Linked DNA regions of Homo sapiens: region 1 is linked to region 2. Evidence: chromatin contacts called from ENCODE Hi-C or POLR2A ChIA-PET data. All regions are on one chromosome and are shown on one strand. Each heading gives the region's core, a stretch centred on a gene start or an enhancer-like site at or near the end of the contact. The rest is flanking DNA. Distances are from core to core; before and after follow the strand shown. Region 1 overlaps GPC4 (glypican 4). Region 2 overlaps GPC4 (glypican 4).

Region 1 (5,367 bases), core at 2,382-4,881, 39 kb after region 2:
AGCAACCCCTCTTCTGTCACTAATGAGATCTAAGATATTCTGCAGACTCACAGCTCTAAACTTGATTACACAACCTTTTTTTTCCCTTTTTTTTCTGTTAGTAGAATTATTTATTGACCAAGGTTTTCAGAAATGCCAAAATAAACTTTTAGCAGTTTCTGGATGAGGAAGTTATTTGAAGATTGTTGCTCTTTCTGCCTTCCTTACATGGTCCTTTAATGCTGCATACTCCCCTTTTTTGGGGGCACTAACATTCTCCCTACTTTTTAACTGCCAGGAAGGAAGAATGATCGGGAACATATATGATTATATAATTATTTGCATATGTGCAGTTGACAATCTAGTGTTAGTCAAATAAATTGCCAGCTCAATTTTATCTGAAATACCCTGCTACCCTAAAGCTGCTTTGATATCTCCATTAGGTGAAGCCCTATTTCCTGTAAGTACACATGGCCAAGAAGCAGCAATGGCCAGCTCATGGACCATTTCGTTTTCCATGATTAGTGTTGTTTGAATGATTAGCTTTTAATTCCCCATCCCTTTGTTGATTGGTCACACTTACCATTGACAGGTTCACATGTCTTCAGTATACTCATTCCTGAGTTCCTCAGATCATCTCTCTTTTCAGACCCCTTTTGACTTGCATAGAACATGGACAGCAATAGCAGAAGGAACAGTGAGAGTCAATCCTTGTAAACGTGTACAAAATTATACCACACCAATTAATATTGGAGAGACTGAAGTGATAGTAGCTAGTGGGGTTTATTTTTGAGTGGCATTGCATCTTGTGGTCATTATAAGAGAAGAGACATCGTCTCTTCAAAGCACAATTTTGTTCTGTGACAGAGGAGAACAAGGGGGGGAACTCTGGGGCATATAGAAAAAACCCCCCGCCCAACCCTCACCTCCAAACTGCAAGCCAAATGCAGTTGGTATAAGGGAGGGAGATACTTCGTGGGTTGGGTTGCTGTGGAGTGATGTGTCTTTGACATTTCCCTTGACTCTTGGGGCTGCATCACTACATAAAGGTGTTTATTGGAAGTTGTTGGTCTATACTGAGATGATGCTACATACACAGAATCATAGGGTAGATATAGTCTCTGACATCTGCACAGAATACATTGGATAAAAAAAATCTTAAACTCAAGGATTGAGGATTACCATCACCCCTTTGTGATTTATCATAGGCTCAGATTATCCAGCATAAACCCCTATAGTTTCCTCTTTGCTGGCAACCCTTGAAATGCACAAATCCCTTTGTTTCCCCACAGTGTAACTATTGCACATGTATTTGCTCAGTTTTTGGCTGTTGTCACATATTTTATAAACCATTCGTCATTAAGGACAGTCTCTCTTGGAGTGTAAACTCCCAAATCTGGAAAAACTGTGTCTCGTTTGCATGACTTCTGCAGTATTTAGCATAGAATATGAGAATCTCTGGGAATTTATAAAAGAGACTTTAGTTGACATGGAATATTATATTGTTTATTGACTACACCAGTTTTCCTGTTGGTTTAGCCATCTCTCTGATTGGAAAGTTCTTTTGCTTTTTGGAGAGGGCTTTATTATTTTATTTTCTCAAAAAGGGAATGAATATTTTTAGACTTCCTGGAACTTGTTAGATACACATGTTGCCTGGGCCTTTGCAGGAGCCTCACAGGTTGAAATGAACCTAAATCAAACCTTTCCCTCTTGGACTTCATGAATGATGATAGACATTGACTGTCTTACTTTTTATCTTGCAGGTGATCATTTGAAGATCTGTCCCCAGGGTTCTACCTGCTGCTCTCAAGAGATGGAGGAGAAGTACAGCCTGCAAAGTAAAGATGATTTCAAAAGTGTGGTCAGCGAACAGTGCAATCATTTGCAAGCTGTCTTTGCTTCACGTTACAAGAAGTTTGATGGTATGTTATTCAAGTCATATGTAAGAACCGGCAGTTAGGTCTGTACTGTAGCTTTTTCACAGCTCCTCTGCTCCCTCAGTGCTTAAGTTTTCTCCCAAGATGTTGTCCTTGTTGGATACCAGAGACGAGTTTACCCTGTAGCTTTATGGCTAGAATACTTCCGGATGCACTGGAATCTGTATGGTAGGCATTATGGAAATATGGTCACAAGGAGACAAAAAATAGATTAGTTTAACTTAAATGCTTTGATTTATTTTCTTGGGTGAACACAGAATAGTGTTGTTGACGCAAGTCCCTTTAAAAAAAAAAAGACCTCATAATAAAAAGCAGGCATCTGAAAACTGTCTTAGTCAAAATAAAGAGAATTTACAGATGCTGGACTTCAAATTAAATTTCAAAATGGATCCCCAAAGACAACTAGAATTCCTAAAAGTTTTGCAGAACACAGGCAGGATTAAAGTTCTTGAGTTTCCATGCAGCAGAGACCCAAAAGTAGCCATTTTACTATAGTCTTCATTAAGCTGGGCTCCATCCAACCTCACATTAGCTGAAGCTCTGGCATAGTCTTTCCATGTAAAAGCCACGACAGAACCCATTCTAATCACCTATGCCAGACGTGGCTTCTTGCAGGCACACTTTCTCTTAATATTGAAGAAATAGCCAATATGAGCCAATTGAAAGTGTACTTTGATCCTATCTGAACAATGGTACAGATAACAGACTTTAAAAAATAGAATATGGAGTCCAAAACACCTCAGGATTCTTTTCCCTGGTGCTGTTCACTCAGTTTGAAGATTTTTATGAAGTAGATTTAGTTTTAAGAGGATTGATTTCCTTTGTGCCTGTTTTAAAGGCCATTCTAATTACATAGTACCTTTGAAGCATGCTTTTCTTGACATTATGTGTGGTGAAGAAGTACAAGACAAATTTTCTAGATATGAAATGTCTTTGAGTATTTCTGCAAAGGGCTTGTTACCATGGTGAGAAAGTTAGACTAAATTAGATTTGATATAGCTGATAAGGCAGTCCTCAGTTAAAGAACAGGTTGTATTTCAAATGTTGGCTTTGAGATGTGTTATTTCAAACTTATAACCAATTTAATAAGTGTTAGGTTCCCAGGTGAGACCACAAAAGCATATTTAATCTATAATGTAGTTGAACTAAAACACTGTCTATGTAGTATGCCGTTGATCCTACCCATTTTTTCAAACACGCTATGTGCAAAATTATGTCTTAGTTCTATCACCTTTCCCTGGATGAATGGGAACAATTTATATATCTGTATATCCTTCTTATTACCCATATCCCCCTACATATATGCTGTAGCTGTTAAAAGTATTTAACAATATGTTAATACCATGTGAAAATGGGTGTTATTGGCAAAATCTATCATTAGACCTCCTCTGTCTCTCCTGATCACTGAATTATTATTATTGAAAAGAATGGTGTTTTCCTGACCATGGCATTTCTCATTCAAGATAATAACCTAAGCCTTTTCTTTTACTTTGGGGAGAAAACTTAGAAAGCTAATTAAATGGTCATTTTTGAAAACTTAAGATGTTGATATTTAAAAATCACCACTTAGGGGCTTCATAATGGAATTTAGAAGGAAAAAAAAATCTGCTCTTTAGAAATGACTCTCCCGTTGGCAGCACAATGTAGTGGAGATAAAGTTGTTTCCAAGTTCCAAGGCCTTCTACTGCAAGTCACCTCATTTCTTGTTAGACTTGTATCTTCCTGGCAGGGAGCCCACAGTCATTGCCTATGGGCCTACTGGTTTAGCTATTCTTTTCCCTTCTCGCTCCCCATGGTTTTATAGCACTACTATGATTCCAATGTGTAGTGTTTTGTTGTTGTTGTTGTTTTCTTCTTAAACCATACAGAGAAACTTTATCAGTAAGTGTTAACATGTGTTTTTTAAAAAGGATAGAAAGTTTTTCTTGCTCTTCCCTACCAGGCTTCACATTCAATAAATATGTTAACACTGTGCCTTGATCAGTTTCAAAACTTTAATGATTATGAAACTCCAGTGTTTTTTCTGACTTCAAATTAAAATATGGCATAGGCTGGGCATGGTGGTTCATGCCTGTAATCCCAGCACTTTGGGAGGCCACGGCGGGCAGATTGCTTGAGCCCAGGAGTTCGAGACCAGCCTGAGCAATGTGGTGAAACCCTGTCTCTACTAAAAATATGAAAATTAGCCAGGAGTGGTGGTGTGCGCCTATGGTCCCAGCTACTTGAGAGGTTGAGGTGAGAGGATCACTTGAGCCTGGGAGTTCAAGGCTGCAGTGAGCCAAGATTGCGCCACTGCACTCCAGCCTAGGCAACAGAACAAGACCCTGTCTCAAAACAAATAAATAAAATAATATAATATAACATAAAATATGGCATAGACAATAAAGTTAGGGAACATAGATACAAGGTTTTTTTTTAATGGGTAGTAGCTGAAATGTACTTGATCTGGAGATCAATATACTGGAATGCTGGAATACTGGAATGCCAGAATACTTTGCACATTTTCTCCATGTTAGGTTACAGAAACAATGAGATAATTTTATATGGTAAAACCTTAGTTGACTGGTACCCACCAAATCATAGTCCCCTAGTGGGTGCTGCATTGATTGATTAATTTTTTGTTTGTTTGTTTTGAGATGGAGCCTTGCTCTGTTGTCCAGGCTGGAGTGCAGTGGCGCAATCTCGGCTCACTGCAACCTCTGCCTCCTGGGTTCAAGCGATTCTCCTGTCTCAGCCTCCCAAGTAGCTGGGATTACAGGAACACACCACCACGCCCAGCTAATTTTTGTATTTTTAGTAGAGACGGGGTTTCACCATGTTGGCCAGGCTAGTCTCGAACTCCTGACCTCAGGTGATCCGCCCACCTCAGCCTCCCAAAGTGCTGGGATTACAGGCATGAGCCACCGCGCCTGGCGATGATTGACTAATTTTTAAGGCTGTCAATTAGGACTTGCCAGTAATTCTCAATGCCTGCCGATCCAAGGGCATTGATTAACAGGCTATAGGATATGTCTTGACTCTCAGAAATTCAAGGGTGGATGCTTTGGCCAAAGAATTATCCAAACTATTATAATAGCTAAACCCTGGCTCTTGGTGTGAATTGAAGAGAGAAAGTTGGGCAGACTAAAAAGATGGTGGTAGGGAACCAAGATGGAGCAGTGAAGTTGCACAGAGACAGCTGGGGACATATAGTAAGGAAATAGTAAAAGGACACATGGAAATATTATGGGTCAGGCAACTTCAAGGGAGTACCTTTTGTCATCTGCAAGCTTACAGTGTAAATTCAAAGTGGTGACCTTGACCCCAGACAACTTTGTCTATCATCAAAACCTGTCTATGTCTATGAGATACCACTTCTTTCTAAGGTAGAAATAATTACTTTTAAAGTAATTATTGAAAAAAAACCTTTTCAACAAAAATAAAGTTTGGGGGCTTGTAGAGAGTTAGC
Region 2 (5,280 bases), core at 316-2,815:
GAACTTGGACAGGTTCCTTAGTGACTCTGTTCCAGGATTCATGTTTAAAGGGGGGGAGGATAAGATAATAGTTCTGTACCTACCTCATTGAGTTGTGAAGATCAAAGGAGCTAATATAGATAATATAGTGCTTGGCATGGTGCCTGACACATAACAAATGCTCAATGCATGTTGTTAACTATTAATATAAGCATCATAAAATATTTTTTTGAAGTTCCAACTGATGGATGGTGTTCATGATAGGGCAGCAAAGACTGGAAACACATAGCATTCCTCTTAAAATTTAAATTCTTTGTTCAACCCTGCTGCCAAGGGAAATGAGCACTATAGGACAATGTAATGGGACAATAATTTGGGTAGTACTGGGAGATGAGGTCATATGGGAGTGGGTGTTGGGTACACTTAAGGGCTGAAAAAAGAACTGGTGCTGTTGCATGTGAGGAAATTGTATTAAAAAGGCTGCTCTACCCTCACTGACAACAGATGTTGGGAGGTCTTAGGCTCTGGGCTCCAGGGCCTCTGACCCCCTTGAAATTCTCTCCAGGTTCTTTGGAGGTCATGATCCCACAGTTGGCAGAGCCCTGGTGTAGATTAGCTTCCTTGGATATGTTTTCCTCTCTCTTTCCCTAATGCCTCCCATCCCGAGGGTCTCGAGGAACTAGAGGGAGGTGCTTATGCTAGTAAAGAAACTAGCACCTTTTCAAGGAAAATGAAGGAAAAAGCTGGGACAGTAGGGAAGGCAGGAGTCTGACCCATGGATCTAGGAGTGGAAAAAGAAGAACAAAACACCAAGCTGTTCTGCTTGTCCAGTTGCTCTGAGGTTGAAGGCCTTCCAGGAGAAGCGTCCTCACTGTTGTCTGTGTCCATGTTTGCAGGCCACAGACATTGACTATCTGCCCGGTGCCTCCTTGTCAATGTCCCATGTGGGGGAGAGACAAAAGCAAAGACAGCCAGCCTTCCCAGTTCCTTCAGGAGACAGAACCCGAAAGCCAACACATGAAGGCATGGAAGAACACTTCCAGAGAACCAGCTCACAAGTGCAAGGGGATGGGGCTGTCGACCCCGTGTGTATAGTGCCAAGGCAATCCAGGTCATGGTTGCAGAGTGCTTTACTGCCATTTTTATTGCCTCCTTTCAATAAACCACTGCAGTGCATGAACTGGTTGTGTTTTATAGCTAGGAAAACTCTGAGCTACCAACACATTAAGTTACTTGACACTGAGAGAACCCTCAACATGAATGTCTTATATCTGCAAGGATATTTGTGTTAGATTCCATCATGGAGGTAGGAATGCTTATATCAGACAAAGATGCATATGCACACATGCACACACAAGCACACATATGCATGCACACATGCCAGGGGATAATGATGTCAGATATGGGGACTTAATTGCTGGAAGCGAGTGTAAAATGCCATTGGTGAGGGCTGGGGGACAGAGAGAGCAGCCCTGTGGCCCTGGGTGGCAGGGGAGAGCCCGGGGTAGGTTGTGTGCCTCCCTCCCCAACATACACAGTGCCCTTCTCAGCCTGCTGTCTGTCCATTAGCTGCACGGCTGCTGGCCTGAGCACACGGGCTCTTCTTGGCTTTGAGCCAGTGGCGAGCTGGGAGCCTGTGACTTTGAGACTTGGCCCTTTTCAGTTTTCTTTGTTCAGAAAAAAGTTTCATCCTGGCTGTCTTCAGTGGCTGCCGAGGATTAGGAGAACCCTGGGGAGACTTGGCTATAGGACGGCTCTCAAAGCTGTGCTGGGAAATTTGAAGAGGGCCCATTTCTCTCTGTCTTATTTCAAGTTACATTCTTCTCTCCCTTCCTAAACGAGTTTTTACTGTTGCAAACCCTACTGCATAATCCCCTAGTGTACTTTTGTGATTCTGCTGCTATGGAAGGGATTAGACCAGTATCAGGACCAGTAACATATTTTAAGGACTGTTGAAATGGACAGTATGAAGTAAGGTTCAAATTTGGATACTCATTTTAAATAGTTGCACAAGTTAGAGGCACCACATGCTTTCCTGGGTTAGCATTTGTCATTCTTAAAAAAAGAAAAAGTATGCTTTTCAGTGGCTGGAAAGAAAAAGAAAGGAGGAGGCTTGGCTCCTCTGAGCAGAGCATGAGAATTGGATTTCTAAATGGCCAGAGACTATGGTATTCCCAAGTACAAGTGGTTTGTTTTCAAAAATTTGTAACTACTTGCAGTTTTGCTTGTTTAATATTGTTAAGAAATGGAAATTGCCTCAGTTGTAAAGTGGTTTTCCCATTAAGGATTTTTTCTTTTTAGTTTTGATGGTTTTTACCTTTTAAAAATAGTATTTATTTCATGATTATGAACAAATTGTTTTTGCAAATCTGATTGTATTACAGTAGATAGGTAGATGTTTGCATTTTTCATAAGCTACCCATTAGTGTAAATGTACAAAAAAATGCCTTTATACATCTTTTTACCATGTTTCTTGTGGTACTTGGGGAGGACTTAACTCTGAACTGCCTCCATTAGCATTGTTTCCCAGAGGACACATTAACAGATCAAAAAGCTATAGACTACTACATATACACATACCAGGAGTACGTAGTTCAGTTTCTGTAATCCCACAGTACGCAAATGTTGGCAGAATTTCAATGATTGTATTAATCCTGTGAGATACTTTGTCATGCATGATAGATGATATTTACAAATTGAGGTCTGAAATGGTCAGAAGCTTTGAAGATGCTTTATTGTGCAGTATGTGGAAGTGGAAGTGTTTATATTGTTTTAGACCATATTGGCCAACCAGGCAGCAAAAAATATACAGTCTCATAATAGAGTACAACAATTTCATAACAAACCTGAAGGTTGCTGGGGAGTTTTTCCAGCCTAAACCAACAAGGTTCATCAAAAGTTTTGCCAAGGTCTTAAAACCCTATGGATAATTGGAGCGTTTGGATATCTCATGTGAAACACAAATCCATTTAAATGCCATCCACATACCTGTGAAATGACTTTCTTAATACATTTCTGTATTGTAGACTCAGAGCAGAATATGATAGCCCTGCTATGAGGAGCTCCTGGTTCTTTAAGGGCTCCACTTGATTAATCAGAGAGGATCTGAGCATAATTAAGAATCACATTGTATTTGAAGACTGGGAAGTGGGAGCCCAAGAAGGGTCACTGATTTTTTCTCAAGGTCATACAGTCAGATCAACTCACGAGGTCTTGTTTCCTCTCTACATGTATAACAGACTGTAGGTTGCTTTTGCCCCTTTCACCCCCAACTCCTGCGATTTAACACTTTTAAATTTTGAAAGGTTTCCTTACTTAAAGAAGTTCTTGGTTCACCCTGGCCCTACTCTTTGTGACTTTGCACATTTCCTTTCTCTTTCCCTACCTACCTTCCACCTTTAGTCTGTTCCTCCCACTGGGCTTCTCCCTTCCTATTCCTTTAATTTTTGCTGCCCTTCTCTAAAACTTTTCTTCATAGTGTTCATGAGTTTGAGAATAGCACATGTCACTCTAGGCACAAGCAAATTACTCTTTTGTATAAAGAGCAGGCTTGTTTCATCCCTTTGGTGGCTATGGGTTTTCTCAGACTCTCCCCCACGTTGCCAAACACTTGCAGCTCAGCACTATCATGGATTGGTGTCTTTCCCCCAGCTTTACTGATATATAATTCATATACTATAAAACTCACCTCATTAAAGTGTACAATTCAGTGGTTTTTAGTATATTCATGGAGTTGTGCAACCATTACCTCAGTCTATTTAGAACATTTTTATCACCCCCCCAAATTAACTGTGTACCATTAGCAGTCACCCCTCATCTCCCTCCCTCTCTTTCTGCCCTAGGCAACCATTAATCTGCTTTCTGTCTATGGAGTGATGTTTTGAGGGCCCAGTCTACAATCACTTCCCTGTGATAAGAGGAGTCATGTGGCTACTCACTTGCTCACCTTGACAGTGGCCTGCCTGATGTTTGCTCATTTTCCTCCATTAATTTGACATGTCACTAATTACTTTAGTGTCAAAGTTGGAGATAGTTTACCTCTCCTTTCCTATTCTAGAGACTCCAGAAAGGGACCTTGGACAACCTTGAAGTGAATTGCCTTTCTGATCTCTGACTTTCTACAACCCCGTTTTTGGCAGATCATCAACTACCCTTTGCCCCTGAGCCCTGGTGATGGGAAACCCCAAGAACTGGAAGTTCCCTTGAGGTTGGGATTTTGTAACCTCAGCGCTGAGCCTGATGCCTGCCTGCCTGCCACATAGACACTCAGTGTCACTGAATGAATGAACTTAAGCAATACTGTTAAGATGGAATTACCATACCTTTTTGACACATCTGTCACTATGAACTAATTGAGCTTATTTATGCTCTGTGTGTGTGTGTGTGTGTGTGTCTTCAATAACCCAACTGTAGAATCATTTTAAAAATAGCAAGTAAAGCTGATCTCAGAATAAATTCTAGGTGCATCCCATCTTGTGTACGTAGCAGAAATGGATGCATTTCTCCCTACCTTCTGTTTCTTGTGTTGTATGTTCGATTCCTATCCAGGAGAAAACAAGATGAGGCTTTATGTTTTAGGGAAGAAAATGGAAGGTTTAGAGAACATGTTTTTATTTATTGTTTTCTAAAAATGCTATAGAAAACAGTACTCCAAGTAGCTGTTTTGATTCTCTTTAATTCCTTTCTTCTTCATCTGAGGATGAACATCTGGTAGGGAGTGCTTTTACTTGCAATCCAGTACACTCCTATTGTCAGTCCAAAAATATGTGGAAGTAAAGAGATTCCATCTCAGACCCCTCCAATTGCCATAACAGTGGGCCTGATATAGAAGTTGAGAAGGTGTCAATAAAGTGTTAATGGAGATACTCAAGGAATTCAGAGCATTTCAAGGCACAGCATATGTTCACATCCCTCTGGTATCAGCAAAAACTCAAAAGTGAAACCTGTAGGGTCATTTGGCTTTCATGCTGTCCAACAATAGGACTTTAAAAGCCACACACTAAGGAGCAGAATATTGAAAATTACTTTGAACTTTCAAAGCTAACTATCTAAAATATCCTAGCAACTTTCAAAAAGTGTGATAAGCAGGAAGTGCAGCACTTTGTAAGACACGTGCATGCTCTTAAGCAGAAGCCTAAAATGCTCCTAATTTGTACCAGAGACCTTATCAAAGGGCTTCGCAAAATTCCAGTTCAGCAATTATGAGGTATTAGTTGAGTTTAACCTCTGAATCATAGGGTGGGGAGTGGAGAATTGTCATTTCATTCTACTTTCAACTATCAAGGCAGATGGACCTTTCTA

The links. A loop is a pair of places that touch in the nucleus more often than their neighbours do. ChIA-PET counts read pairs that join two places held with the same protein, here RNA polymerase II (POLR2A). Pooled maps may share reads with other maps.
Region 1: a loop to region 2 is called in a map with no recorded cell type, with 2.5 times the contacts of the local background. The contact joins two enhancer-like sites. A Hi-C loop is called at or near these places in 3 of 37 single-sample maps with no recorded cell type and 2 of 50 pooled maps. POLR2A ChIA-PET finds 5 or more read pairs at or near these places in 4 of 52 experiments (CD4-positive, alpha-beta T cell, GM12878 and WTC11).

What each region holds. Positions count from the first base shown.
Region 1 is chrX:133,335,720-133,341,086 of GRCh38, reverse strand. GPC4 (glypican 4) reads left to right here. Exons shown (of 9, transcript NM_001448.3): 2 at 1,746-1,904. Among named protein-coding and RNA genes, the nearest start is that of GPC4, 77 kb to the left of the region's middle. Within about 2 kb of position 3,631, at least 2 of the 41 ENCODE cell types and tissues checked have a DNase peak (open chromatin) inside an H3K27ac peak, as active enhancers do.
Region 2 is chrX:133,372,481-133,377,760 of GRCh38, reverse strand. All of the region lies in intron 1 of GPC4 (glypican 4), which reads left to right. Among named protein-coding and RNA genes, the nearest start is that of GPC4, 40 kb to the left of the region's middle. Within about 2 kb of position 1,565, at least 3 of the 41 ENCODE cell types and tissues checked have a DNase peak (open chromatin) inside an H3K27ac peak, as active enhancers do.